2 separate regions of the Homo sapiens genome follow, and region 1 is linked to region 2. Evidence: read pairs that join two places in POLR2A ChIA-PET (ENCODE). Cell type or tissue: Caco-2. All regions are shown on one strand. Each heading gives the region's core, and the rest is flanking DNA. Links, peaks and the distances in the headings are about the cores only. Region 1 has its middle 19 kb from the start of MIR1273C. Region 2 has its middle 62 kb from the start of TIAM2.

Region 1 (15,394 bases), core at 7,077-9,576, 60 kb before region 2:
TAATTCCTGGAGTGGTTAACACTGTTTGGGGTGATACCTTGTTTAAAGCAGACAAGAAAATATGTGAGGATAGCTGTGGAAATAGAAAATATAAAAATTTTAACATTCTCACACTGAGTGACTTTTCATGTAAAGGTTTATTTCCTTTCAGAAATGCTGTCACTTTACTCAATTCAGTGATTTTTTATTTTTTCAAATTAATATTAGTTTGTTTTGACAAATGAGTTTATCAGATTGTTCATCTGACCAAAAATTTTAAAAGTTCGGTACTCTGTCCTATTCTTTTGTCGTGAACATCTCTCACGCTGATCTCCTAATACCTGTTTTCTTTCTACCATCTACAGCACAGTCGTTTTTCCTTTTTCTTCTTGTCATTCAAAATGGTGCTTATTTCACATTTTTGTCTGTTTTATTTTAAAATAATACATGTTTATCATAACTTATTCAACCAATAACAAAGGAGATGAAGTAAAAAATTCATAATTAGCCAGCCAGCCTAATTCTTCTTCTGCAGAGGCAACCATTATTAGTTCCTCATGTGTTCTTCTAGATGCTTCCCAAGCATATAAGCTGCACATCATTTGTAATGCCTGCATAATATTCTGCTATTTGCTTAACCATAATTTACTTAACCAATTTTCTTTCTTTTTTTTTTTTTTTGAGATGAAGCCTTGCTCTTGTCTCCCAGGCTAGAGTGCAATGGCGTGATCTCGGCTCACTGCAACCTCTGCCTCCCAGGTTCATGCGATTCTTCTGCGTCAACCTCCCGAGTAGCTGGGATTACAGGCGCCTGACACCATGCCCGGCTAATTTTTGTATTTTTTTTTTTTTTTTTAGTAGAGATGGGGTTTCACCATGTTGGCCATGCTGGTCTCGAACTCCTGACCTCAGGTCATCCGCCCACCTCGGCCTCCCAAAGTACTGGGATTACAGGTGTGAGCCACCGTGCCTGGCCCTAGTTAACCAATTTTCTCCTGAGAAACACGTTTCCTGTTTTTCTGTTGTACCCAGTATCTGCAGTTTCCCATGGTGCTCCAGTCCTCTACTGAGGAGCATTTCAGCTGTTTCCTGTTCTCTCTGTTCTACCCAGTCTTGACAGAGTTTGGAAGGATGTTTTTCTTTTCTTAGACATGTTATTTTAGAGCACTCTCAGGGATTCAGTAGTCACATGGAATTTCTTGATGTAATGTTTTGTTTTGTTTTGAGATAGAGTTTTACTCTTGTCAACCAGGCTGGATTGCAGTGGCGTAATCTTGGCTCACTGCAACCTCTGTCTCCTGGGTTCAAGCAATTCTCCTGCCTCAGCTTCTCAGGTAGCTGGGATTACAGGTGCCCACCATCACACCTGGCTAATTTTGTGTTTTTAGTAGAGAGGGGGTTTTGCCATGTTGGCCAGGCTGGTCTCGAACTCCTGACCTCAAGTGATCCACCCACCTCGGCCTCCCAAAGTGCTGGGATTACAGGTGTGAGCCACCATGCCCGGCTGTGATTTAATGTTTATAATTTTAAAACCCATGAATGTTTTCAGGGAATTAGAGTTAACTTTTAGAAAATTGCTTTTGTAGTGTCCTGTGTTATCCTTATGTGAGTAAAGCATTATCCTGTAGGCTGAGAGTAGAGAGTACAAAACAGAGGCCAGGCCCTGATGGATTCACCATGAGGCTTCACTCTTTCTCTTCACCTTTCACTACTGAAAGCTGTTAGTATGTGTCTATTCACTATGTGATCCTAGGACATATTTTACTGATATGATTATTTGAGTAGGAGTTGTGTGGTGGCAATTGTGGGTTGTTTTTTTTGGCGGGGCCGGGGTAGGGGGTTGAGACAGGGTCTGGAGTGCAGTGGCATGATCTCAGCTCACTGCAGCTTTGACTGCCTGAGCTCACGCAATTCTCTTGCCTCAGCCTCCTGAGTAGCTGGGACCACAGAAAGGAACCACCATACCCAGCTGATTTTAAAAATTATTTGTAGAGGGGAGGTCCTGCTATATTGCCTGGGCTGGTCTCAAACTCCTGGGCCCAGGCGATCCTCCCACCTTGGCCTCCCAAATTGCTGAGATTACAGACATGAGCCACTATGCCTGGCCCAGCAATTGCTTTAACAGTGGTTAATACGGATATTCCTTGAGCCAGAAGCATAATTTTCCCCATCTGATGCCCAAAATATGAAAGGAAAGAGAAGACATTTACAGGTCTGCAGAAGCAGGGCCCCACAAGGTGGCTACAGATATTATTATGTGGGGCAGGGGTAGGGGAGGGAGGCAGTAGGGAGTTGTATGAAAAGTTTAGATCATTTTTTAGTAAAAACTCCATCTTTTAAGGGCGAATTATTTAAAATATGTCCTTATAGGCTGGGCGCGGTGGCTTATGCCTGTAATCCCAGCACTTTGGGAGGCCAAGGTGGGCAGATCACCTGAGGTCAGGAGTTCGAGACCAGCCTGGCCAACGTGGCGAAACCCTGTCTCTACTAAAAATACAAAAATTAGCTGGGCATGATGGTGCACGCCTGTAATCCCAGCTACCCGGGAGGCTGAGGTACGAGAATCGCTTGAACCTGGGAGGCAGAGGTTGCGGTGAGCCGAGATCGCGCCACTGCCCTCCTGCCTGGGTGCCAGAGCAAGACTCCATCTCAAAATAAAATAATGAAATAAAATATGTTCTTATAGTTACTTGTATAGCAGTCATATTTTCCCTAAGTGCTGGTTCCTTAGGAGCAAGGACTATGCCTTGTCACCCTTGTATCCCCAGCAGTGCCTTGCATGTAGTACAGCAAATATGGGCTGATTAATTAATAAACAGAAATAGTGAGATGTGCCATACACATATGCAAGTCCTAGTTATCAAAGTTAAATAAAAATGTCTTCATTTTTCCCAATTCATTACTCTTACTAAGCAATGAATAATTTCTTGAAAAGGAACTCTGTTACATGTATTCTGGGCAAAAACTGGCTAACTCACTAGTTCACAGCTATTTTTATTATACTTTGTTAAAACAAACAAAATGGGCAAGATTAAGGATGCTGTATTCTCCCGCTCTTGGAATGAAATTTGGTTTGAGTGTTCATCACTGAAAAGTATCATTTTAAATTCTTTTCTACTTCATTTTCTGCAGTGGAAAGTTACGGAAATACAGTTTGAAGGAAATAATTTCAGCCTACAATAATTAAAAATATTGCCATGGGTTTTTAAAAACTGATTTTCCTTTGAACTCTTGTACAGTATTTTGATGTGCATGACAAATAATGACATATATGGAGGCTGTCTTTGACGTCAGCATCTCACTTGGCATTGTTTCACATGCAGGTAAAACTTGCCTATTGGAAGTTTCTTTAAATGTAATAAACCTACCTACAGTTTATTTCTGATAGCCTTTGGGATTTAAGAGAGAAAACCAATACTTTAATTGTTTTAAAATCAAGGAAGCAAAATATCTGTGGGAAGGTGAGCTACTTAGCATTCAACAATGCAAAGTTTCAAAGCATTTTGCAAATTTTAAATATACGCTATAATTCTTCTATAATTGGTGTCTTTGGTACTTTTTGGGTAAATTGGAGTTATTCCAAAATAATTATATTTTATAGCACTTTTGACACCATAACACTTAGCAGCAGGATTTTTAAATTAAAGTACTGTTTAGTTCTTTGCATTCTGTGATATTATGTGTATGGACAACTTTAATTGAAATGTCTAATTCTGGTAGAGGAGGAGATCTCATTAATTGAAAATTATAAAAGGTTTCAAAAAGTAAGTATTTTTAAAATTGTATCTTTTCTTTTTGGTGTCCTTTTCAAAGAATAAATATTCTTAGTTGTGCCTCCGAAAATCACTTACGGAGCAAATTGCACTTCGGGATTCTATACTTGTACCAGTAGAGGTCACTGTGCACCTATAAAAGGAAACCCAGTGCTTGCTTCTAGGGATGAGCTAGTTATCCTAGAATGTTATAACTAATAACATGAGCTAGTTATCCTAGAATGTTATAACTAATAACAATCATTGATATTTCTGGGAACGTAACCAAATTCCCACCCCACTCCCACCTCACCTCTTAACAAAATCACTTGCCTGTTATCTATCACCTGAGAGTCACCTGTTACTGTCTGTCCACATAATGGAAGCGTATTCTGATGAGGTTAAGTAGAGCCCCGGCACACTGTCTCATAGTATACTTAGGTGAATCAGCCAAAGCACCAGAAACTATGATTTCACAGAAGCAGCCATTCAAACTCTCAGTTTCAGAGTTTGAAAGAACTTTAACATTCATCAGATTCAGCATCTGAGATGGGGTTGGAGACTTTTTCATCTATTCTTAACATTTAATTTGCAAATCCAAAATTGTTTCAAAGGTATTCTTTTCAGTACTGTCGTCCATTTAAGAATGAGATTTTACTTATTAAAACTGTTTAGACGTTTACAGTATTATAGTGTCCATGCTACATAGTGTTTGATTCTCTGAGTGTCCAACAAAATATTCGTAGAATATTGTTTTATATGATTATCGCCACAGAGGTTTCTGATAACAGAGGAGTATGTGAGAACTGAACAAAATGCTGGTTTGTTATAAAACTGCAATGGTGCCCTTACCAGATAGTCAAAACAAATGTGTAAATCTCCAATCAGCCTTGTGCAATGACCCAAGTTCCTGTGAAGGTGGCTGTAAAAGGTGATAAAGGAATGTCGTGAATGGAGCAAGCAGCGGGGAATCATAGACCAATGTGATTGGGCCTCAGTTTACAGAAGGAGAATACAATGTAGGTGCTTTCATGGTTCCCTTCAGCTCTAACACTCTCATCTTCAGTGCAGAGGGCACATTGCAGTGGTTAGCAACATGGGTCCTGGAGAGAGTGCCTGGATTTGAGTTATGACTCTGCCACTTAGTAGTCATGAGGTTATCTTATAGTTATCCTTTCTGCACCTGTTTCGACATCTGTAAAATGGGCTTGATACTAGTACCTGCCTCATAGCATTGTGGTATGCAGTCATTGAGTTATATAGGTAAAGTACTTAGAATAGTACATAGAATGTAGTAAATACTCAATCTGCTATAATTGCATACCCATTTTTTTCCTAAATAGAACTCATGCTGGGATATGGTAGCTGAATTCTTAAACCTCACTCTATTGACTGCTCTCTGAGGATCAAAACAGAGTATATTCTGTGTTTTCACTAACTCTTAATGAATAACATCTATGTCAAGGAACCAGATGTGTATAGAATCTTTAATGATTTAAATTTTCTCTACTTTTTTTTATTTAAAGCTCTTCCTGTGCTCATTCTTGTACAATGAGTTTTTTTTTTAAATCTGGAATTTTTTCTGTGGAGTACATAATCACATTTTTAGTTGCTGTTTTTAGTGACTCATATTGATGCTTTTTTTGCAATTAAATGTCCTAGTTTCAGTGAAAGTCACAAAATACAGTATTTTTTTCAGTATTTCTCTATAGCATTCCAATTTTTATAGTATTTTTTCACATTAGAAATCTGTTAGGTCATTTATAAGGCATTTGTGCATTTGTCTTCAACAGACCCATTAAAAATTTTAAAGCAGTAATTTGATTATTCGTATTTGGACTCTCTATTAACTTTATTAACTTTCTTTTTTTTTTTTTTTTTGGTGGGGGTGGTGGGGGGACAGAGTCTTGCTCTGTCACCCAAGCTGGAGTGCAGTGCGCTCCAGCTTACAACCTCCGCCTCCCAGGTTCAAGCGATTATTGTGCCTCATCCTCCTGAGTAGCTGGGACTACAGCCGTGCGCCACCGTGCCTGGCTAATTTTTTTGTATTTTTTTAGTAGAGACAGGGCTTCGCCATGTTGCCCAGGCTGGTCTCGAACTCCTGAGCTCAGACAGTCCGCCCGCCCCTGCCTCCCAGAGTGCTAGGATTACAGGCGTGAGCCACCATGCCTGGCTTAACTTTCAAATTCTATGTAATCAAAGTTTATTACCCACATACCAATTCGTAGTGAGGGAAACCAATATCTGGCACAGAAATATATAGACACATTTTTGTAGGTATAAATTTGGTCTTGAAAGGTGAGACTGATACTAGCTAAAATTTTTATGTTCACTATATACTTTTAAACCCCGTATCCCTAAGCAATTATCTACATAGTCACTGCCTCTATGTAGGTGGGATAAACCAACTGTAGTGAGACATTTTGGTTCCAACTTGCTATCATCTATTATAGGTAGGTGAACTGGCAGAAAAATTACCCAAATGTGATGTCTCATAAACATCTGGCCTTTCTTTAGGGATGGTCAGGTTTCCCTAGACTAGATGGAAGGCCATGAACTACACCAACTTTCTGATTAACTTAAGAGCCATATATTTCTTAGGCCAAGGGTGTTAATAAGGTTGACCATGGTATTCCTTGAAATTATATGCCGTATTACCATAATACCCAAAAATCCGTGCTCAGATTTTTTTATTTTTTTAAAGATGGAGTCTTGCTCTGTTGCCCAGCTGGAGTGCAGTGGCGCGATCTCGGCTTACTGCAGCCTCCGCCTCCTGGCTTCAAACAATTCTGTCTCAGCCTCCCGAGTAGCTGGGATTCAGGCATGTGCCACCATGCCCGGCTAATTTTTGTATTTTTAGTAGAGATGGGGTTTTGTCATGTTGGCCAGGCTGGTCTCAAACTCCTAACCTCAGGTGATCCACCTGCCTCGGCCTCTCAAAGTACTGGGATTACAGGCATGAGCCACCACACCCGGCCTGTGCTCAGATTTTTAAATGAGTCACATGTGTGAATACTCCCTCTCACCACCTCCCCCCCACCCCAAAACACACACACACAAAGGTGAAACAGCCTGGAATAAAACATTCCGTAGTACAATATGATACCAGCTATTTCTTAAACATGATTGTATTTTAACTTCTATAAATCAGCTATCAAAGACAGAAGTAGGCCTCTTTTTTGTATGTTTCCCCCAGCTATATTAGGGTCTGTTATGTGTAGTGAGTCCAGAATGCTGAATTATGTCCAATAATCCAGGTGGTCTAATGGCTAGGAGACAGAAGGAACTTCTCCTGGAATATATGGCATCACCACCTGTTTTATAAATCTAAGTTACAGGTTGGTTTTTTTACAAGATAAAAAAAAATCGGCTGGGCAGGTGGCTCACACCTGTAATCCCAGCACTTTGGGAGGCCGAGGTGGGTAGATTGCCTGAGCTCTGGAGTTTGAAACCAGCCTGACCAACACGGTGAAACCCCCGTCTCTACTAAAAATACAAAAAATTAGCCAGGCGTGGTGGCACGCGCCTGTAATCCCAGGTACTCTGGACGCTGAGGCAAGAGAATCGCTTGAACCCGGGTAGCGGAGGTTACAGTGAGCCGAGATCGTGCCACTGCACTCCAGCCTGGGCTACAGAGTGAGACTCCATCCCCCACAAAAAAAAGAATAATTACTTTTCACTGCTTTCCAGGTATTTTATAAGTTTAATAACTAAGACTATTGGAGAGAACTTATTTTAGTTAACAGAGTGACATTGTATTGAGATATATTTTGCAAATAATTTGTTTATGGAGGCTCAGGAAATAGAACACTATTTAGGTCACTTTTCAGTAACTTTTTTCCACTATGATAAACTCTTGTAACTTTTGGAATATTAAGGTTTTTTATTGTTGTTATTGTTTTAGACAGGGTCTTTCTCTGTCGCCCAGGGAGGAGTGCAGTGGCATGATCTTGGCTCACTGCAACCTCCACCTCCCGGGTTCAAGTGATTCTCCTGCCTCTGCCTCCCGAGTAGCTGGGATTACAGGCATGCACCACCACTCCTGGCTAGTTTTTGTATTTTTAGTAGAGTTGGGGTTTTGCCATGTTGGCCAGGCTGGTCTCGAACTCCTGACCTCAAGTGATCCACCTGCTTCGTCCTCCCAAAATGGTGGGATTACAGGTTTGAGCCACTATGCCCGGCTGGAATATTTTTACTCAATATTTTCCTTCTTTAAAATGCTTAAATAATACAGTAATTTTATTGCATATTAATAGAAGTATTTGAAGGCAAAAATTAATTTCTTAAATTTATGCTTGGGGATGACTGGCATTTCTTCTGGGTATATGGAAGCTCTAAGCTTGGAAAATACTCTGTATCATTTTAAAATTCTAAACTTTTAACCTGATTAAGACTTGAATGAATGTATCATCCCTACACTGAATGCATTCATTTATTCAGCAAACACATAGGCACCAGGCACACGCTAAAAGAAAGCAAGGTCTCTGCCCTTGAGGAATCCACAATGCAGTCAGGAAGGTAATTACTGGACAGAGTGATTGGCGCCATGGCAGAGATGTGGCAGCGTGCTGTGGAAATGCATCCATGAACCGTGGAAAGGGGTGGAGTAGGGAAGGCGATTAGAGAAATTGGCACTTGACGGGCGTCCTGCAGCTTGCTGGAAGTGAAGTGCATTTGCAGGGGTTACTGGAAGGCATGAAAGGGTATGGAGTGAATGGAGGGCAGGGAGTAGCTCTGCTTGGCCCCTCCGGTTGTGAGGGGCCCTCACTGCCCAGCTAAGAGCTTGCAGTTTCTCTTGTAGGCAGTAGGAGTCTATCAGCAGCAGGTGCCCTGGTTCAGATTACAGATACATTCTTACCTCCTTAACTAGCAGAGTCATGTGAAACAGGAGTGGTCTCAGGAAAAAGGCTGAGAAAGCCAGAAATTGTCTTTCAATTCCCCCTCTATTTTGGGTCCCAGTACCCCTTTCTGCATTTTGGAACATCATCTCCTTAACCACCAGAGCCTTTATCACCTCCCCAGCCTTGATCAGAAAGGATCATATGCAAGGTCAAAGGGAGAAAGAATGATTTTACCTTACCTTTTTTATTTTACGCGAACATCCCCTTCCTTCTGCCCAGACCTGTTCCACATGTAAAATTTTAGCTACAGCATTTTAATTTAGGGCATTTGGATGCTGTATGGGTAAAGAGCGTATCTTTGGAGCCTAATTTCTGTCTGTCCCTGGTCTTACAGCATCAGGCAAGTTACTCAGTTGCCCTGTGCCTCAGTTTTACATCTGTTTCAGAAGGTTATAACATCACATAATAGTGTGATGATACTTAGAATAGAACTGGCACATGGTAAGCATTTTAATACATGGTAACTATTTTTTTTTCATGATCTAGATTCTAGAGAAAAATGAAGACTACAGACTTTAGGAGTATCAGACCCTTCTTGTTGTTAATATTCATTCTTAAGATTTGAGTATCCTAGAAGATATATGGAAATGGAATTGGGGAGGGAAGCTTTAGATTTAAAAGTCTCCCTCTCTTTTTAGCAGTACTTGAATTTCAGGAAAGCATACATTTCACAATATGTGTGTATTGCTAATGGGCTGGATATGGGATAAAACTAATGAAAGCCACGCCTTTGCCGTCTTGCATTATTTATTCAAAACCAGACAGCAGCTGGGCGCAGTAGCTCATGCATGTTATTCCAGCATTTTGGGAGGCCAAGGCAGGAAGATCGCTTGAAGCCAGGAGTCCAAGACCAATGTGGGTAACATAGCAAGACCCCATCTTTTAAAAATACATATAAAAATTAGTTGGGCATGGTGGTGCACACCTGTAGTTCCAGCTACTCAGTTGGCTGAGATGGGAGGATCTCTGGAGCTCAAGAGTTTGAGGCTGCAGTGAGCTATGATTGCCCCACTGCACTCCAGCCCAGTGACAGAGCAAGACCCCATCTCTAAGAAAAATAAGCAAAATAACTGGTCCAAAACCAGGTAGAAACATGGTTCTAATTTTCTGTCCAGGCACCGTGGCTCATGCCTGTAATCCCAGCACTTTGGGAAACTGAGGCGGGCGGATCACCTGAGACCAGGAGTTTGAGACCAACCTGGCCAACATAGCAAAACCCTGTCTCTATTAAAAATACAAAAATTAGCGGGGCATGGTGGCATATGCCTGTGATCCCAGCACTTTGGGAAACTGAGGCGAGCAGATCACCTGAGACCAGGAGTTTGAGACCAACCTGGCCAACATAGCAAAACCCTGTCTCTACTAAAAATACAAAAATTAGCGGGGCATGGTGGCACATGCCTGTGATCCCAGCTACTTGGGAAGCTGAGGCACAAGAATCGCTTCAACCTGGGAGGTGGAGGTTGCAGTGAGCCGAGGTTGCATCACTGCATTCCAGCCTGGGTGACAAAGTGAGACTGTGTCTCAAAAAAGAAAGAAAGGAAGAAAACCAGATAGCATTGTTGTGCATAAACATGTAGAAAAGTAAGGAGGGAAAAAAAGTAGCCATTCAAGAAATAAACCAGTAGCAAGGACTGGGTGAACATATTTGTGTAGGGATATTATTTGAGGGTGTTACTACTCAAGAGTTCATGTGCTCTTTTTACTGTGCTGGAAGAGGCAGAGGTAGAGACAAGTCTCTGTGGAGGAAAAGGAGGGCGCCTTGTGCTGAGAGAAGCCAAGATTGCCCTCGAAGAAGTGGCTCATGCTAGGGAGGGAGGTGACTTGGAGGTAAATGAACTGAAGCAGCTCCCCGCAGCCCTGGATACCCTTGAGCATGATGCTGAATGCAGCCGTGGATACCCCTGAGTGTGATGCTGAATGCAGTCGTGTGCTGCAGGTGATGAGCAACATGGTTGTAGTGAGAGGCTCCAAGCTCTGTGGAACCTTCACATTCTTTTATTAGAGTTTGTCTTGCAAGAGGAAGGGCAAATAATAGCAGGCTGTGAGGCTGAGTCTGGAGGCACAAAGTCTGTCGGAGATTCTTGAATGAATTGGCCTTGGGATTTAGCAACTTTGTGGGTCATAGATCAAAGAAAATTAGAGCCAGAAGGCAGTGAAAGATTTTCCAGCCCATGAATAAGAACTCAGTATGTCAAATTGGGGAGAAGAGGAGGGAATTTGAAAAGCACATTTAACGTGCTTTGTTTCATAATGCAAAATAAAGCTTTTTAAAATCGTCATGGTTGAGGGAAGATATGTGGAATCTGATAATGTGGCAAATGATTGTAGGGGACTTAGGTTAGCAACAGTTGTGAAATGATGACAGCTCGCCTCTCTGCATGGTTTCATCTATAAAGCAGGAGTGAAGATAGGTGTTTACAGTAAGCATCAAATGACATGATAGGGCAAAAATTCCTTGGAAATTTGGGGAAACTTAATACAGCTTTTGCAAATGAATGGTGCTGTTTGTTTTGTTGCTAGAAATCACATTCTCAGTGTCAGGGAGTTGAAGATAAAACAGAATTCCCTCGGGTTCTTTTTAAGTGAATGAGCGAGAGAAAAGGGGCATTAGAGATTGAGTTGCCAGGCTTCACAAATGAAAATACAGGACACCCAGTTACTTCTGAATTTCAGATAAATAATGAATAATTTTTTAAATATAAATATGTCTGAAATTTCATCTTAACCGGGCATCCTGTATTTTATCTTGCATCCCAATTAGAAACCTAAAATCACAGCAGAGCCAGGACACGGACTGATGGCTCAATGTCCTAGAATGTTTATGGATTTCACCTGTGCCCTGGGCCTCGCTGGACTTTTCTAGATATCTACAAGTGGCGGCTTGCTCTCTTTCTCCTCATCCCAGTACTGTGGAGTGTGGCTACAAAAGGTTTGAAGGCGTTACTGATCATTGTGGTGGTGTCAGTGATATTGTATAATAATTGTAATAATTTCTACGTATTGAGTACTTGCTATACTGGATGCTTTACGTAAATTAATTTATCCTTATAACAACCACATGAGAATAGGCACTATTATTTCACTTCACAGATGAGGAAACAACCAGTTTAGCCCAAGTTACACAGCTAATTTGGGCAAAAGGTGGGTTCTAACTGAGGAGTGTCTGATGGCAACTCCTGTGTTCTTAACATCCGTTCTACATGGTTTGGATTAAGAGAGTTTGTAGCTGACCCTATGATGGAAATTCATTGAGGGCTTGTGTCCTTTTTCTTCATGATCTGTGATGTGAATTTCTCTTCATAACCAGACTGTGTGTTCAGATCCCAGGCTCTGCCATTTGTCTTTTCAGATTTTGAGTTATTTCACTTTGCCTAAAATAATACTTCATCTTGCTAATGAAGCCTGTAGATTTCAGCATGAGATGCATTCTTAATAACCTGGAAAAGTATGTAGGGACGTACAAAATCCTATGTGGGTCTGGATCCAGCATTTATCTATTGACTATACACAGATTTTGTAATGAGTTATATCAAATTAAAGAATGGAAATCCTTGTTGAAAAATATTTTATCAACCAAATTATGTTTAAAGCTATTTTTATGTTCTTTCAGCTCACTGACATGTAACCAACTTCTCCATCTGATTTCACTTCTGCCGTGTTCTTGAAGATTTTAAAAAAGGGGACAGTTGGTTGACTATAAAACACAGAATCTATTTGTATTCAAGATCATCGATTTAAGTTTGACAAACTAAAAGAATGTAATGTTCTACTCATTTGTATGGCCAGTGTCTACCCAGTAAGCTTTTTCAGTCTGGAACATTTTTAGTTTTCCTAGTGATTATAGCTTAGATTTCAGCTGTATTGAATTTCTAGAGAGATTTTTAGTGCAACTAAAACTCATGTTAAAACTCATGTGTACCTTGACCAGCTTTCACCATGTGAGCCCTCTTCTCCCCAAATAATTGTGTCTCTTGGACCAAGTTCAAAGCTCCTGAGAGCTCCTGTGTGCTCTGTGTCCTGCAAGGCTTTGTCTTTGTCATCTTTTTCATTTTTAAATCTACACTTGACAGCTGCATGTGACATTTGGGAAATTGCTTTCAAAATCTGGCATTTGGGGTTTAGTAGCCAATTTAAATATATAAGAAAACCATATCTTTTAAAATTTTTTCAGTTGAAAGCATTTGCATTCAGTATCTTTTAAACAAGGAATAAAATGAACGAGCAAGGACAAAAGGATCCAATATTGTTTAGTATCTTTTGATAACATTTTGGTAAGATGCCTGAGAAATATTCCAATGCAGTTCAATACAATTCTCCAATAGAAACTCAAAATATAAAGTGACAGCTGTAAATTTGAAGTAGATAAATTGTGAAATCTAGGAAATTAAATATACATGTTTGGTACCATTTTTGCAGAACCCATTTATATGTAGGTTCTTAAGTAGAATTACGTTAAGTAATAGTAGTAATAATAATAATAAATAATTCATTGGAGAATGATCAGGAGAGAAAGTTTGCAAATTAACGACGGCAGAGCAAGTGAAGGAATTCCATGCATGTATAAATAATTTTGCCTTAAGGTTTGAAACTGTTGTCATGGTCAGAGGTATTTGCTGTTGCTTTGCTAGATCATTTTTTTGCACTAATTATTGTGGAGTCCTTTATCAATTTGGGAACCTATGAAGCCAGTTTTGCCAGTTTGGCTGTGTATATCCATGAGCTAATTTTTAGATATTGCTGGTAGCAACTTGATATCCCCAGTGCTTAGCAAAATGCCTGACCATGCCTAGCTCTCAGTGAATATTGTTGAACTGAAATTAAATGGCCTGGTGGGAGTGTTCATATTCCTTATAATTTAAAAGGGAAATAAAAAGGTATTTCTTTTCACTTTACATGTCCTCCTTAAGAAATGTAGGAATAGAAAATTTGAGATTCTGAAATATTTCAGTGGGGCCAGGCACAGTGTCTCACGTTTGTAATCTCAGCCCTTTAGGAGGCCTAGGTAAGAAGATAGATTGAGGCCAGGAGTTTTGAGAGCAGCGTGGGCAACATAGTGAGATCCTGTTTCCATAAAATGACATAATAAAACTTTACATCCAACTCAATATTAGAGAGAGATTTTGGCAGAGTCATCTTCTTCCACTGTATTTTTCCAATAGGGGAAATCCCACTTTTATAATTGAAATCAGTGAGAAAAAAATAAAATAAAATTTGAGGTATAGTGAATTTTACTAGAATATGTTCCCCTACAGTAAGAGTTATATCTACAGAGCAAAGTGTCTCAAAGAATAGACCCACTGAATATAAACAGCAAAGCATTTTGGAAAATGTGTTTATACTCAGTAGTTTGTTTAATAACTATTTATTGAGTGTCTGTTATTACCATTTAAAATTTCAACTTTTAGGTTCATGGGGTACATGCGCAGGTTTGTTGCATGGGTATAGAAGTTTTTTTTACAGTAACTAACAGTGTTGAGTCCGGTTGTCCTGGCTTTTTATTTTCCTGTTAATTTGACTTCCATGAGGGTACTGTACAGAGACATTTTTGGCTAAAAGATTCTGGCTCGAGAATCTTGCCTGGTTACTGAGAAAAGTTTAAAGTTATATGGAAAAAATCTTGTAATTCTCCAACCCACATTTTCTGCTTCCAATGAAGGTAAATTGTTTTATCTTTAAGCAATCTCTTAGTGGTGCCTTTGGAATCTGCCAGCCTTCCTCCCATTAGCATTTGTGCCTCTGATGGTATAACCTGAAATAGAACAGGGTCACTCCTGTGCCTTTGTTATGTTGAACTTTTACTCAAAATTTATCTATTCTTATTTAAGGCCCAAGATAAGTAGGTAAAATTCACTTTGGTCAAGCAGAGATTCTTTATCACATTACTTAAAATTAGCATGACTGAATGTCCCAGGTTGCCTCACTCTAGCATGCCTGTCACTCTAGCATGCCTGTCACTCTTCCATGCACAATACATTGTATGGTCATCACACTTTTAACTAGTGAAATCAGATGAATACAATACAGTAATCACGAGTCATACAACAACACATGAAATTTGAACCATTTAGAAAGGAGACAGGAGTTGTCAGAATTTGGCAGACGTGTGTCCCTATATACACAAGTATGGCGTGGGTATCAGCCAACTCTGAAGTGGAAGTCAGATGTAGCAACTTTCTGGTTTCTTTGAGGAGGATTGATAGGTAGCTGATGCCCCAGAATGGCTCTTAACCTTGAATTAGACATCTATTTCAACACACATTTGTTGAGTGCCTGTAGGTACCTGGTGCCATGGGGAGCAGTAGATACAACAGTGGACAGAGGAGATGTGGCCCCGCCCTCATGGAGTTGATCGGCCTTGTCCAAACTACATAAACAGGTCACTGTAAAACTTTAATTTTACTTTTAAACCAGAGGCATAGGCTGCACGTGTACAGTGTGCAAACTAAGTTATATTCTCCCCAACCTCATATCCTTAACACATCTCTTTATTGGACCATTAAATTCAGTGTGGTGCTTCTGCGTGAGGAAACAGCTTGGGAGTTGTGATCCAATGAGTCAGCTATGCATTTGGAATGGCTGATGCCTACTCTGCTAGCATCGTAGCCTTCAAAGAGACCATCAGAATGTTCATTGTGATGAGCACTTGAGAACAAAACAAACCGATGGTTTGGTTCCAGAACCATTTAAACAGTCAGGTACTTATTTAAAGTCACTTGCCCAGGACTTTCCTTTATTCCTAAACATGGCTGGTAAAAACCA
Region 2 (15,394 bases), core at 5,629-8,128:
GACAGCAAGCAGTGCTCAAGTCTGTTCCCCGATCTGGGGTGGCGCGAGCCTCTGTGGCCTTTCTAACTAGTCCCAGGTGATGCCATGGCAGCGGGTCTGCCAGGCTTGTAGTGGGAACAGTCAGGAGGTTAAACTTTTCCCTTTGCCCATGCCTGGGCAATTCTGGCTCTGCATCACTGTAACACGGTTAATGTTACTGCTGTAATGGTTAGTCAGTTGAACTGGGTTCGGGATACAGAAGCACTTGGAATGGTCAATAGGTAAGCCTCAAAGAGGTTTCACAAAACCACACAGCTAAGATGGGGGGCTTTCTGATGTTTTAGAGCAGCAGTTCTGACTTTTTCCCCACCCAGGTACTCTTCTCTTTTTCTTTTCTTTTCTTTTCTTTTTTCTCTTCTCTTCTCTTCTCTTCTCTTCTCTTCTCTTCTCTTCTCTTCTCTTCTCTTCTCTTCTCTTCTCTTCTATTCTCTTCCTTTTTTGAGATAGGGGCTCGCTCTGTCACCCAGGCTGGAGTGCAGTGGCTAGGTCATAGCTCACGGCAGCTTCAAACTCCTGAGCTCAGGCGATCCTTCCACCTCAGCTAGGACCACAGGTGCGTGCCACCATGCCTGGTGCCTGGCTAAGTTTTAAAATTTTTTGTAGGTACAGGGTCTCCCTCTGTATCTCAAAGTGTTGGGATTACGGGCGTGAGCCACTGCACCCAGCCCCCACCCAGTTACTCTTACTGGCAAAGGAGAAAAACAAATCCCCTGTCCTCTGGGCCAAGGGCACAGCAGAGATTTGCCAAAAGCATGAAATAGCCTGTTTTATCACAAACCCCTGTGTGGCCATAAAACTATGTATGAACTTTACCCTTTATTCCTACCTATAGGTTTGTTTTAATATACAAGTCATGATTTGTGCTATATCAAACTACTTAACTCTCCGACCGCACCTCCTAGGAATTTTTAAATAAAATCGAGGCTATGGGAGGATGCTTGGGGTTTGTCCTACGGCTCTGTGTGACTTGATGTTCCCCAGCTCACACTTGGGGAAGAAGCATCAGTGGTGGCCCTGAGCTCTCCCCCGGGCCTGCCCTGCCCAAGTGCACAGGGTGCTGGGCAAAGTTGTTTCTGCCGTGCCCTGCTGGAACTTCCAGACAACTCCTGACTGCCCGATGGTGTTTGACCTTCCATGACTTTCTCCGGTCTTGTCATAATCTCCATCCTCCCACGTGGGTGCTTCCTTTTGGGTGTTTTCCTAACAGCACCATTGCATCTGTTGGAAAACAAGGTCATTAGCTCTCTGCCTCTTGTTCCTTCGTGTTTCTCCAATATCGTTCAAGTCTTGCAGACTTTCCTGCCAGTTTCCCAGCTTTGTTTGCCGTTTCAGTGTTCTGGGCAGAGGTGGAGACCTAAGCCCAACAAGTAATCAAACAAACAAAAACAAATAGAAGACTCAGAGCTGACCAGAGAGGTTTGCAACAGCATTACCTCGGGGGCTGCAGGTTCAAAGGTGTAAGCATGACCTCTGTTCTGATGCCAGGCTGGTAGTTAGGGGAAGTTTGGAACAAGATCACCAATCTCAACAGAACATGGTCCTTCCACATTTCCAGCATCAAGTCAGACAGGCAGCCTCACCATAGCTTAGGGCGGAGAGCGGGCATTGGAACTGTGCGGGTAGCTTTGGCTGAACCATGAAAATCGGGCAAGTGACTTAATCAACTCATCCTCTGGACTGTGCTTGTTCAAGTGTCATATGCACAACACCTTAAATTTGCTGTTGTTTTAAGTTAGCATACAACGTCCTGAATGATGGTTTAAAAAAAAAAAAGAAAAAAATGAATTTTTTTTCTAAAGTTGAAAGAGTGTAATAATCAGGGACACAAGGAGCAGATTTAGTGTTTTTTGTTCTTTTTATTGGTGTCCTGCTCTTCATTAGAGTCTTTTTTTTTTTTCTTTCCCGAGACGGAGTCTTGCTCTGTTGCCCAGGCTGGAGTGCAGTGGTGCAATCTCAGCTCACTGCAACCTCTGCCTCCTGGGTTCAAGCGATTCTCCTGCCTCAGCCTCCCGAGTAGCTGGGATTACAGGTGCGCCACCCCATGCCTAGCTAATTTTTGTGTTCTTGCTAGAGAAAAGGGTTTACTGTGTTGACCAGGCTGATCTCGAACTCTTGATCTCGTGATCTGCCGGCTCGGCCTCCCAAAGAGCCGGGATTACAGGTGTGAGCCACCGCGCCTGGCCCCATTAGAGTCTTACAAGCATAGATAGTATCAGTAGCACCAGCACGCACAAAGGCTCCCTCTGCACTGGGTCCTGTGCTCCAGGCTCTGTGTGCATTTTATTAATTCTCTTCACAACCCTCTGAAGTAGATTCTCTTATCACCCTAATTTTGCACATGGCTTAAGGGGATTAAAAAACTTCCCCCAAGGCCAGGCGTGGTGGCTTATACCTGTAATCCCAGCACTTTGGGAGGCCTAGGCAGGTGAATCACTTGAGCCCAGGAGTTCGAGACCAGCCTGGGCAATATGGCGGAAACCTCCATCTCCACACAAAAATACTGAAAAATTAGCCTAGTGTGGTTGTGTGTGCCTGTGGTCCCAGCTACTTGGGAGGCTGAGGTGGGAGGATCACTTGAGCCCAGGAGGTCAAGGCTGCAATGAGCTATGATTGTGCCACTGCACTCTCAAAACAAACAAACAAAAACCTTCCCCAGGTTCACGCAAACTGGGAAGTGTCAGAATCAGTCTCGAAGCTCTGGTGCCTCTGATCAGGAGTCTTTCTCTTGACCACTGTGTGACACATCCACACCCACCAGCTGTCTCCCTGGAGAAAGCTTACCTTTTCGTGTTCAAGATAAGGAACAATATCAAAAATGAACAGGAGCACCAGAATGCTGGAATCATATTATATTTCTGATTGTTAGTGTATTTCTAGCTTTGTATTACTTTATATTTAAGGAATACATTTAGTGAAGCACTGTTTTGTTTTTTGTTTTTGCTTTTGCTTTTTTTCTGCTAGAGAGTATCTTGACTTTCAGGAGTTAGAACTCACTTCTAATAAGAAGATATTTACATCCGTAATTTAGCTGGTGTATCTTCTGGATTGATTGATTTTATTACCCTGCCATGCTGGAAGTGTGAATTCAGCCAAAGCATACAGATTTCAACATTTGTATAAAGGCTACCTCAAGAGGGCGCTCCTTGCAAGCCGTAGAGTTGTTTAGTTCTCTCCGGGCCTGACACTTGATTTTGGAGAGTATTTTCAGAGACTGCATTGCAATCCTGCATGAGTACAGAGGAAATTCATGGAAGAGCCATGAGGAAACATAACAGAAGTGCAGAAATCTGAGTCTTTAGGATGGAAGTTGTGAAGTTTCAGGGATTTCAATTTTTATAAAGATTAAAGAAAAACCTCTCAATTCTTTTCCTGTATAGAATCATAGAAGGGCTAGAAGAATTGCTTTTCTCTATTTTTAAGGACTTGGTAGGAGTGACGGTGGGAGAATTCTCAGCTCTTCTAGATAACCAATTACATCATTTAATATATTGATTTGATATCCTGAGGCAGATGGTATTAGGGTATTTGTTTTTGTTCTTTTAAAAATCATATTAGGGCCAGGTGAGGTGGCTCATGCCTGTAATCCCAGCACTTTGAGAGGCCGAGGTGGGTGGATCACCTGAAGTCAGGAGTTCAAGACCAGCTTAGCCAACATGGTGAAACCCCGTGTCTACTAATAATACAAAAATTAGCTGGGTGTGGTGGTGCACGCCTGTAATCCCAGCTACTTGGGAGGCTGAAGGTAGGAGAATCGCTTGAACCTGGGATGCGGAGGTTGCAGTGAGCTGAGATCACTCTATTGCACTCCAGCCTGGGCGACAAGAGCGAAACTCCATCTCTAAAAAATAAATAAATAAATATCATATTAACTCTTCTAAAAAAAATACAAAGAGGCACAGCTAAAAGGCAATAGGGAAATAAGAATGGAATTCTAAATAATGTTTAATTAATCCAGAAGAAGGTAAGAAAGGAGCAGAGGAATTTAAAAAACAGATGAGAGAAACTAAAAATAAATTCGAGCAGCAGACTTAAATGCAATCACATCAGTAGTTAACATTAAATATAAATTGACCAAACGGTCCAATTTAAAGACAGAAATTGTTAGGCTGCAGAAATAAAAACCCAACTCTATGCTGCCTTTAAATATAAATACAGATAAGTTGAAAGAAAAAAGATGGAATATGTCACACAAACAGTATGTTTTAGAAAGCTCGAATGGCCATATTAATATACAATAAAATAGACTTCAGGATGATATTACCAGAGGTAAAAGGGACAATTGTCCAGGAACATATAAGGCATAAAACTGTGTATGTCCAGTAATAGAGCTTAAAATACGTGAAGAAATATTGACAGGCCAGGCACCATGGTTCGCATCTATAATCCCTGCACTTTGAGAAGTCAAGGCGGGAGGATCGCTTAAGCCTAGGAGTTTAAGATCAGCCTGGGCAACATAGTGAGACCCTGTTGCTACAAAAAACTAAAAACTAGCTGGGCGTGGCAACACGCTCCGGTAGTCCCAGCTGTTCAGAAGGCTGGGGCAGGAGGATCTCTTGAGCCCAGGAGGTTGAGGCTGTAGTGATCTATGACTGTGCCACTGCACTCCAGCCTGGGCAACAGAGTGAGAGCCTGTCTTAAAAAAAAAAAAAAAAAAAAAAAAGGAAAGAAAACAAAAGATTGACAGAATTTACAGGAGTAATAGATAAATCCACCATCACAGTTGGCGATTTTAACATCCCTCTGTTAGTAATTGATAGAACAACTAGACAAAAGCACATTTATTCATCTAAATTGGCCATCCATGGTGGGGGCTGAGCTGCAGTCAGCTAATGGGTACTCTGCTCACGATGGTTTCTACTTCGTGTTCCTGGCTAATGAAGAAGCAGCTGTCTCAGCATCCTTTGTTACCCAGAGGACGTCTTGAGATTGATTACAGTTACTCCAAGGGTGAACCTGAGTCTTTACCTTGGCAAGCAAGTTATGGAGGATTTCCTCTTTACTCCAACACTTGAGATCAACCCTGTCGTCTAGACAGGATGAGTTTCTAGTGAACAGAGTAAATTGCTTCCACTCAAATAAGGCACCTATCTCCAAGGAGCACTTTGTAACTACCGTTTGCTACAACCCCAGGCTGCCGGGGAAGCAGGTTCCTCTGAGAGTCCTCAGTTTGATTACACTGATGGGCCCTTGAGCGCAGAGATTAGAGTTTTACCTATATAGTTAAGTGACACTTAAAGTCCAAGACCTATTATCTTCCAGCCATCCACTTCAGGACCAGATTAAATTCGGCTAGGACTGCTTAATAGGATTATGGAAACACAAGGACCAGCCTCATCCTCCTAGCTCCAGGCAGATTCCCCTCACCGCACCACTTATCAGTTCTCAGCCTAACCATCTCCTGAGAAGAGAATTTTTCAATTTCCTGCATTGATAGGATTTAACAGATTTCCGGGGCTGAGAAAATGGGGGCTTCCCACATTGTGAACGCTCTGTCTGGGTAACACAGAGGCCTTGTTTAGGTGAAAGCATCTTGTGTTTCTGTGTCAGTTAAGCCATGCGTGGTGATGGAGGCAGCACTGTCTGGACTGGTCTCAGAGCAATTCCTTTTTTTTTTGAGACAGGGTCTCTCTCTGTCGCCCAGGCTGAAGTACAGTGGGATGATCTCGGCTCACTGCAACCTCCACCTCCTGGATACAAGCCATTCTCCTGCCTCAGCCTCCCAAGTAGCTAGGATTACAGACATGTGCCGCCACGCCAGGCTAATTTTTTTTTTCTCTTTTAATTTTGATATTTTTAGTAGGGTTGGGGTTTCATCGTGTTGGCCAGGCTGGTCTCAAACTCCTGACCTCAAGTGATCCACCCGCCTCGACCTCCCAAAGTGCTGGGATTTCAGGCATGAGCCACCATACCTGACCCAGGTACCCAACTTTAAAGAAGAAAGTTTGGTCACAATACCATCTCCTTTTTAAGGGATGAATTGTTTAGGTTCATTTGGCGGTTTTCTAATCTTAACGTTCCGTGGCTTAACATTCAGCACTGAGAACTGAGGATTTGAATTCTGATTTGAGAACTTGATCTGATGAATGTAATGAAGGCATTTCTTTCTCCACCTCCCTTTCCTGGAGGTGCTGCGTACCTTTGCCTTTACTGTATCCTCAGATCAGCTTAGTGGGGCTCCTGCCTGTAGCGAGAAACTAATACCCTCTGTCAAATCTCCTGTATGCATATTTTTAAGCTCCAGATGAACGTTCCTTTTTAAAGAACTTTTACAACAGATTTGTTGTAAGACGTTAAGCTAGAAAGAAGTATTATCCTACACTGCTCTTATACTCTTGTGTTTGGGGTTGGTGGCCTGATTTTTCTTTTGAGGATATGTCTCATCGATGTAATTCTAAAACAATTTTAAACCCACAGATTAAGAACATATGTTTCTTCATGGCACATGTTGAGAAAGACTTCAACTCATTCTGCAGTCTTTACTGAAGAATGTCTTTAAAGCAAAATTGCAACTGGTCAGCTCTATTATCTACAAATTTTATCAAGTCTTGACCCAGAGAGTCAGACCAAAGGCTTATCTGACCTTGTATTCTTCCTCTGACAAAGGCCCCAGTTTTTTCAATTGTTGTGTGGGAAAGGTGGGTGGGGTGGGGAGGGTGATGAGGCGGAAAGATGTTTTCCTTCCCTTGTGTCAGTCACAGAATGTCAGGAATGTTCCTCAAAGGTAGATCTTCAGCATGACCTTTGCTAACTCCTTCTTGAATTTATTTATAGTTTATCTGCTACCTCTTGGGACATAAGTTTCAAATGCTTATTATCTGCAGTAGTACAGTACTTCCTCTTTTTGTCCTAAAATCATTTCTTTCAAGCTTCAAGGAGCACCCTGGGTCTCAGTATTTGGAAGCGATGATTACATCTGTATTTTCTCCATTCGGTTCAGCTTGATCCCAGAGGCTCTGATGGTATCTGCTCAGCCTTTGTCAAGACTGAGCAGGCTAATTTTAGTTTAGAAAATGGAAATTTTTCAAAGGAAACTTCCTCCACTAGACAAATTGTTTTTGACCTGAGGTTTTGATCAGGGTACAGTGGTCCTCATTGTTGAAATGCAGGAACACTTCTTGTTGACCGCTAACAAAGGGTTAAACATCACGGGCAGTGTTAGAACAAGTTAAAAACAGAACCTATCCAAAGCATATAACGTGCACTCCAAAATAAGCCAGGCTCGCTCCTTGTTAATGGGATCATTGCAGACATGCCAAATTCTACAACTAGTCAATTGTATACATATGGTAAAACTTTTCATACCATTCAACATTTGCTGCAATATGATTTTAATTACATACAGATTGGGTAGCTGGAAGAAAGCACTGGAATTAAATAGAAGAAAGTTCAACACAAGCTCTTTTATAAGCGGCCCTGGTTTAGGTTAGGATGTATGCAAATGACTGCCAGGGACAGGAAGAGGAATGTGTGGTTTGGAGGACTCTGGGGATGGGACATGACTCATCTTCAACCTGGGAACACAGTTGTTTATCTGGAAGGGAGAGTTTACAGAAACGGTGATTATATTCCTTTTGAAGTTGCAACTTATGCTGATGCTTGCACCTTGTTACTTACATTCTTCCTTCCCAAGTATAGGGTAGTCTCTGCAGACAAAGTTGCTCTCTGGGCAAAAATTGCATTCAGTTGGAAAAGTGGTGGGGGTTGGATATGAGAGAATGGTACTTCTGAAAATGGTACTTCTGAAACTCCCCCCCCTTTATTAGGCTGTGTTTCTTGTTTCTTTGAAGTTAATTTTACATAATGATTTCAAACGTGGTGCTGTTTATTTTATGCAAGAAAAGAGCTGGGAAGCACATTTTGTTTCAGATTCTGAAATGGCGATGGCCGTTGTGGGAGCGTGGATGGGCCTTTGCCTTTTACAGAGGGGGAAACCGCCACTCTGGAATGTGCTTTCCTCAAACTTTCATGGCATATCTTTGGTTTTTCTCATAACTTACTGGAATGGCTTTTACTGACTAAATATCTTTTTGGTGAGCCGCTCTGCATCTCAGCTTTCTCTTTTGTGAAATGAAGATAACATCCCCCAGCGCTTACTTCATGAGGTTTTTGTCTGAAGAAGTTTGAAGACTTCAAGACACAAAACCTGACTGAACTGCAGAGCCTGCGAGCATCTCCCAGGGAAAAGATGGAGTTAGTGTAAGAAGGATGTGGAACGAGCCCTGCTTTCTAGAACCAGTCCTGTCATCACAGCAGGCCATCTCCAGGATGGGGATGGGGGTGCCGGGAAGCTTAGTGTAGGGGCCAGCAGAGGCTCCAGGGAGAAGGGGACTGGGCCTCCTGGGAGCCCCAGTCACAGAGTGGGTGAGCCAGTGGATCCCAGGTGTGGGGGAAGACAACAGACCCACCCCAACATCATCTTTGGCCAGGAAACTTCATTAGCAGTTTCCACCTGCTCTGCAGCCTCTTGGCTCACCTGGATGTGGCCATAGCAGTGACAAGCATCTGTATCCATGCTCATCCGCCTCTCCCGGTGAATATTCATGTACAGAAATGAATCTGCAGACATACACACTCTAGTCTACTTCTCTGTCGTTTGGGCTTTAGCTAAGTCATTTTTTCTTGAGAAAGTCACCAGTTTTAGCCTAGAGGGAGTTGTGGACTTATGATCTATTTGATTAAATAATTAAGTTATTTATTTACATTTCTCCCTAATAAATATCTGTAGGTTGGAATATCTTACTTTGAGGGAGATGGCAGGACTAACTAGCTAAAATGTAGCCTCTAGTTATGAATTTCTTGAGGGCAGTTTCCACATCTTACCCTCTTTTGCTGGGTAAGTAAAGACTAGATGAATAACTCTAAAGTTAATTTCACTTTGTCGAAATGGATTTTTTAATGGATTGCTTAATGTGTTCAGATATATACAATAATGACATCTACCAGTCATACAAGTAAGTTTCTCCCTGTTTCAAAAGAAAGGAAGGATGGAAGGATAAAAGGAAGAGAAGGAGGAAAGTCATTTGTACTTCATTTCAAATAGGAATTCCTCATTTCTTCTTTGGTATTTACACCAGTGGCCTTAACATATTGATCCCAAGCAAAATTAAATACTTCTAGAAGCCACTTTTACGGAGCCCCAGTACTCAGTTATCAAGTCCTAAAGAAGCAGGAGATACTGAATTTAGCTGCAGGGGATCTTTTGCTGTGCAAGGCACCCCAAAGAAGTCACGTTATACATAGAGTGCCACCGTCCTGTGCCCACTTTGCCATCTGCCACCTCCCTTGTTGAGACCACAGTTTTCTGGGGTCTGGGCTAAACTCAGCCACACAGAGACCATCTTCCCTCACATTGGGAAAGGGGACAGGTGCATGGGGGTGAGACGGGCTTGATCAGCACGAAGAGGCTGGCTGCTTTATATGCGGTGTGACTCAGGCCTCTTGCTCCAGGGTCTGACTTCCCTCTTGCTGACCTTTACCACTTTGCCATTGGGTTCCTAACCCACTCACGTGCGAAGAGAACGCCAGACAGTAACATAGGGAAGGGCATTCTAAGCACTGGAGAGGAAGTAAACATGTGCGGGTGTCTAAGAACATGGCAAATTTTTGGATAACAGAAAGTTTACCATTGTTGGAATGTAGGAAAAAGGGATGAGTGGGAATTTACTGGATATAAGGCTGGTGCGCCAGATCGGGACCAACTTGCACTCACCATGGTCAATTATCATGATATATTTATGTGTCTGTATCTCCCACTTGTTTGTACCCTGATATCTAGGAATGGGTCTTACTGACTTTTTCCAGTAATTCCTCAATTCCATGGTGTTTTTACAAGGGCCCGGTAGATTTTTCTTGAATGGATGACTGAGTGGATATCGATTAGTATTGGAAGTCAAGTTAGCTCAGACTGACAAGCTGAGCGGACTATAAATGGGTTATATACCATGGTGATTTGTTTGGACTTTATCTCCTAGGCAATACATATTCATTAAAGTTTCTAAAACAGAGGAGTGACCTAAACCTATCGGTGTTTTAGGAAGTAATTCTGGCTATAATGTGACAGATTGGTTTGTGAGAGACTAGAAGTTGTAACAACGGTTAAGAAACTAATATAATGGCTCAGAGGAGATAAGAGAAGGCCCGAGAGAATAGAGACTTGAGAGAGACATTTATAAGGCAGAATGTGGCCAGGCGTGGTGGCGCGGGCCTGTCAGCCCAGCACTTTGGGAGGCCAAGGCAGGCGGATAACTTTGAGGTCAGGAGTTTGAGACCAGCCTGGCCATCATGGCAAAAACCCATCTCTACTAAAAATACAAAAATTAGCCGGGCATGGTGGCATGCACCTGTAGTCCCAGCCACTCGGGAGGTTGAGGCACGAGAATCGCTTGAACCCAGGAGGCGGAGGTTGCAGTGAGCCGAGATGGGGCCGCTGCACTCCAGCCTGGACAATGGAGTGAGACTCTGTCTCAAAAATAAAATGAAATAAAATAAAAGTTTACAAGGCAGTATTAGAGCCCAGCCCCAACTTTTGGTGAAATCAAAGATCATCGTTGGCTGGGTGTGGTGGCTCATGCTTGTAATCCCAACACTTTGGGAGGCCAAGGTGGGAGGACTGCTTAAGCCAAGGAGTTTGAGACCACTCTGGGCAACATGGCGAAACCCTGTCTCTAGAGAAAATACAAAAAAAAAAAAACAACAAAATTAGCTGGGTGTGGTGATGTGCACCTGTAGTTCTAGCTACTTGGGAGGTTGAGGTGGGAGGATCATCTGAGCCCAAGAAGTTGAGGCTTCAGTGAGCCATGATCATGCCACTGTACTCCAGCCTGGGCAACAGTGAGACCTGTCTCAAAAAAAAAAAAAAAAAAAAGATCATTGATGCCTCAAGTGAAATTAAGTATGATTTTCAAGTATATTTATATTCAAAGAGGAAAAGGAAAAGAGATCTTAGCAATTGGACACTAAACATAACTGATTGATGTTCATTTAGAATAATGACACTTAGTAAATAAGCATTGGGTGACCAATAAGATTTACATGGACATGCAAAAGAACTGATCTTTATAGGAAACAGAATATGCATATTGCTTTTATAATATACATGCTTTATAAATACATGAGTGAAAAGTATATGCTGGTGTAATAAGTATTATCAGGGCTGCTGCATGTGGTCTCACAGGTTGTGCACTGCACAACTCTAGGGCACAGCATTAATAATAGCAATAGGTCACCTACACCCCATATGTCCCTTTTATCCTTCAGCTGAACAAGTTCATGGACTGCTGCTTTGAGTAATAAAGATGTTTAGGATGGGAATTTGATAACCTTGTGAGGATTAATCATCTGATAGAAGCTTCTATGGTCAGGTCATTAGTGTTAGGTGTGTGTTGATTAGGAGTAGAGGACGTCTTTAAAAAATGAGAGAAGTTTTTCTCCTTCTAAAAGACTTAAAAAAAAAAAAGGCAGAATCTTACTCTGTCTTCCATACTAGAGTGCAGTGGCGTGATCTTGGCTCACTGTAACCTGCATCTCCCGGGTTCAAGCGATTCTCCTGCCTCACCCTCCCAAGTAGCTGGGATTACAGGAGCCCACCACCACTCCTGGCTAATTTTTGTATTTTTAGTAGAGACGGGTTTTTACCATGTTGGCCAGGCTGGTCTCGAACTCCTGACCTCAGGTGATCCGCCCACCTCAGCCTCCCAAAGTGCTGGGATTGCAGGCTTGAGCCACAGTGCCCACCCATAAAGGACGGACTCTCGCTCTGTTGCCCAGGTTGGAGTAAAGTGGTGCGATCCTAGCTCACTGCAACCTCTGCCTTCTGGGTTCAAGTGATTCTGGTGTCTCAACCTCCTGAATACATGGGACTACAGGCATGCGCCATGGCGCCTGGCTAATTTTTTAGTAGAAATGGGGTTTCGCCATGTTGACCAGGCTGGTCTTGAACTCCTGACCTCAGGTGATGTGCCTGCCTTGGCCTCAAAGTGCTGGGATTACAGGCGTGAGCCACTGCACCTGGCCTCTTCTACCCCCTTCTGATGACAGTGGCCGAATCAAGCGTTTTTGTTGGTGGTGATGTTTTAAGGCTTCCTAGTGTGTAGCGTGCCCCACGCAATGATGCTCGGTGTTTCTGTGTCTTGTTCAAAGTGAGTAATGCAGAATGACACGTGGACTCAGCCATTAGAAGGAATGGATTCACAGAAGTGGATGAAGAAAATAGGATCCCTGATATTCTTTCACAACAATCATATGTTGCTTTAAAATTTTTGTGGATTTTGCTCACATGCTTCAAGGGGAACAGCTCCAAAATGTGACAGCCCAGAATTTAGGTTTGGCTGGCTCCTGGCTATGGCCCGCTGTGACTGGGGTTTCTGAACCATCACAGCAGTTCTCAGCGGCCCGAGACTCAGCCGGGAGGATGCAGAAGGCTCTGTGTCAGAGCACAGCGCCCTCCTGGACGTTACTCTGCTGAGACCTAGTGGAAAGGAATGAAGCCTTGTTGATTTCAGAGCAGCCCAGACAAACTGCATTGTAGACAATCTCCAGGTTCTCAGCCCCTTGAGATCCAGTTGCCAAACTGTGGTCTGGAATGGGGCCTGGGCACAGCGCAGGTAGTGTACAAAGATCTGTTTTTCTCCCCACACATTCGTCTAGTGGAAACATGTCAGGCCTCCTCCTCCAAGGCTGTGCATTTATTTTAAAGAATGTTAGAGAGGAAATATATTGCTTACCATCTTCCTCCCTCTTTGGGAGTGTTTATTGTGATTGGAAATCATTCTAGTCCACGTGGCTGTGGTGTTCCCCCACTCTCTGTGCTCTATGTTAAACGGGCCTCTGTGCAAATAAACAGAAAAGGGCAACGTTTTTTATTCAGCTACAGAAGAAGGAGTGAAGTTAGACTCTGGAGAGCTGGAATCGCATAACCCTGGCTTGTGTGCTCGGCGGCGCGCTTTCTTTTCTTGCCGCTGGAGTGAAGCCAGAAGGTACAGTAGGGTCCTTAGCCAGTGATGGCCCAGAGCCCAGACTCAGGTATTCTGCAGTGAATGGCACTGCTGGCTCTGCCTCGCCGTTTGGTAGAATTTACCTGGGGTTTATCTTGACTACTCCTGCTGGGAAAGGACATTTTGAGTTGCTCTGAACTTCATTAAAACCTAAAAGTAAGAAACAAAGCTGAAAAACTTGTGCATTTTGGATATGAAACATTTTATTTTATTTTTATTTATTTATTTATTTTTGAGACGGAGTTTCGCTCTTGTTGGCCAGGCTGGAGTGCAATGGAGCGACCTCGGTTCACCGCAACCTCTGCCTCCCGGGTTCAAGCAATTCTCCTGCCTCAGCCTCCTGAGTAGCTGTGATTAGAGGCATGCGCCACCACGTCCGTCTAATTTTGTATTTGTAGTAGAGACGGGGTTTCTCTGTATTGGTCAGGCTGGTCTCGAAATACTGACCTCAGGTGATCCGCCTGCCTCGGCTTCCCAAAGTGCTGGGATTATAGGCATGAGCCACGGCCTATTTTATTTTTTTATTATTTATTTATTTATTTATTTATTTATTTATTTATTTATTTATTTGAGATGGAGTCTGGCTCTGTCTCCCAGGCTGGAGTGCAGTGGCGCGATCTCGGCTCAGTACAACCTCCGCCTCCCGTGTTCAAGCAATTCTCCTGCCTCAGCCTCCTGAGCAGCCGGGATTACAGGTGCCCGCCACAACGCCTACATTTTTGTGTTTTTAGTAGAGATGGGTTTTCACCATATTGACCAGGCTGATCTTGAACTCCTGGCCTCAGGTGATCCACCCTCCTCAGCCTCCCAAAGTGCTAGGGTTACAGGTATGAGCCCCTGCACCAGGCCCAGCTTATGACTTTGTAAGAAAGAGCAAACCAACAACCCAAACTGTGAGCAAGCTTAGAATAAAAAGCGAGGGCTCTAGTGGCAGGAGGGTCTGATTTTCTGCTCTGGTTCTGCTACTGTGTGACCCTGGGCAAGTCATTTAGCTTCTCTGCTCCTCTTACTTCATCCATCAGATGAAGACAATAGGACTTACTTAGTAACCAGAGTCCACCCACACTTCTGTTACAAAGAACAATTGTGATTAAACTCTCTGCCTTATTATGAATGTTGATCCTTGAACATGTTAGTTAAACCTGAGTCCTTGGTTTGGAATTAAGATGTGTACAAAACCACATAATCAGGAAACATTGAATACACTTTCATTTACTTTTAATTTATTTATTTTAATTTTTTTTGTAAAAATAATAGAGATGGGGTCTTGCTATGTTGCCCAGGCTGGTCTCAAACTCCTGGACTCAAGCAATCCTCTCACCTTGGCCTCCCAAAGTGCTAGGGTTACAGGTGTGTTACTTTTAGTATTTTACTTGAAAATAATGTATTAGCATTGACAATAATGAAAATGGTGAATACTTACAGGATACCTTTTGGTTCATGAAGCAGTTTCTCATGAACTATTACCTTTGTTTCTAAATGAGATAAAAAATCATGCCCTGGCCAGGTGCCGTGGCTCACACCTGTAATCCTAACACTTCGGGAGGCCAAGGCAGGTGGATTGCTTGAGCCCAGGAGTTTGAGGCCAGCCTGGGCAGCATGGCAAAACCCCGTCTCTACAAAAAAATTACACAAATTGGCCAGGCATGGTGGCACATGCCTGTAGTCCCAACTACTCCGGAGACTGAGGTGGGAGGACCACTGGAACCCAGGAGATAGAGGCTGCAGTGAGCCATGATTGAACCACTGCACTCCAGTCTCGCTCTGTCACCCAGGCTGGAGTGCAGTGGTGCGATCTTGGCTCACTGCAACCTCCGCCTCCCGGATTCAAGCGATTCCCCTGCCTCAGCCTCTTGAGTAGCTGGGGCTACAGGTGTGCGCCACCACGCCTGGCTAATATTTTGTATTTTAGTAGAGATGGGGTTTCACCATGTTAGCCAGGATGATCTTGATCTCCTGACCTCATGATCTCCCCTCCTTGGCCTCCCAAAGTGCTGGGATACAGGCATGAGCCACGGCGCCCAGCGTAATTATTCTATTTCAACATACACTAGTGTTTTCTCCTTGGCTGTAACCTACAGTGAAGGAGAACTTGTTAAAGACCCTGTTATTTTTACAGTCTGACACACATGATGGGTGAAGAAACAGAAAACATAAATATCTGGTTGTTATTTTTCTATGTTTCTGGGGCTGATTATTTTGTATAACATCCAGTTCTTGTCATCATCATCATAATCCTGTATGGGGAAAATATGGATGAAATCATAGATAAGATAATTTTTCTTGATGTCATTTCATATTACTGCTTGTTAACAGATAAATATTCAATAATCAAGGTACCAAAATATGACTGCCCCGATATG

Evidence for each region. Peaks named below come from ENCODE experiments on the same cell type or tissue, not always from the same donor. Only the 100,000 strongest peaks of a DNase experiment are listed, where the experiment ranks them.
Region 1: POLR2A ChIA-PET joins it to region 2 with 16 read pairs; 4 of 35 experiments call an interaction of 5 or more read pairs at or near these places.

What each region holds. Positions count from the first base shown.
Region 1 is chr6:154,864,385-154,879,778 of GRCh38, forward strand. No RefSeq gene overlaps it. Among named protein-coding and RNA genes, the nearest start is that of MIR1273C, 19 kb to the left of the region's middle. In Caco-2, for the core only: no CTCF peak of the experiment used is centred there; no DNase peak of the experiment used is centred there.
Region 2 is chr6:154,925,356-154,940,749 of GRCh38, forward strand. No RefSeq gene overlaps it. Among named protein-coding and RNA genes, the nearest start is that of TIAM2, 62 kb to the right of the region's middle. RefSeq lists a silencer at 13,230-13,405. In Caco-2, for the core only: no CTCF peak of the experiment used is centred there; a DNase peak (open chromatin) is centred at 6,686.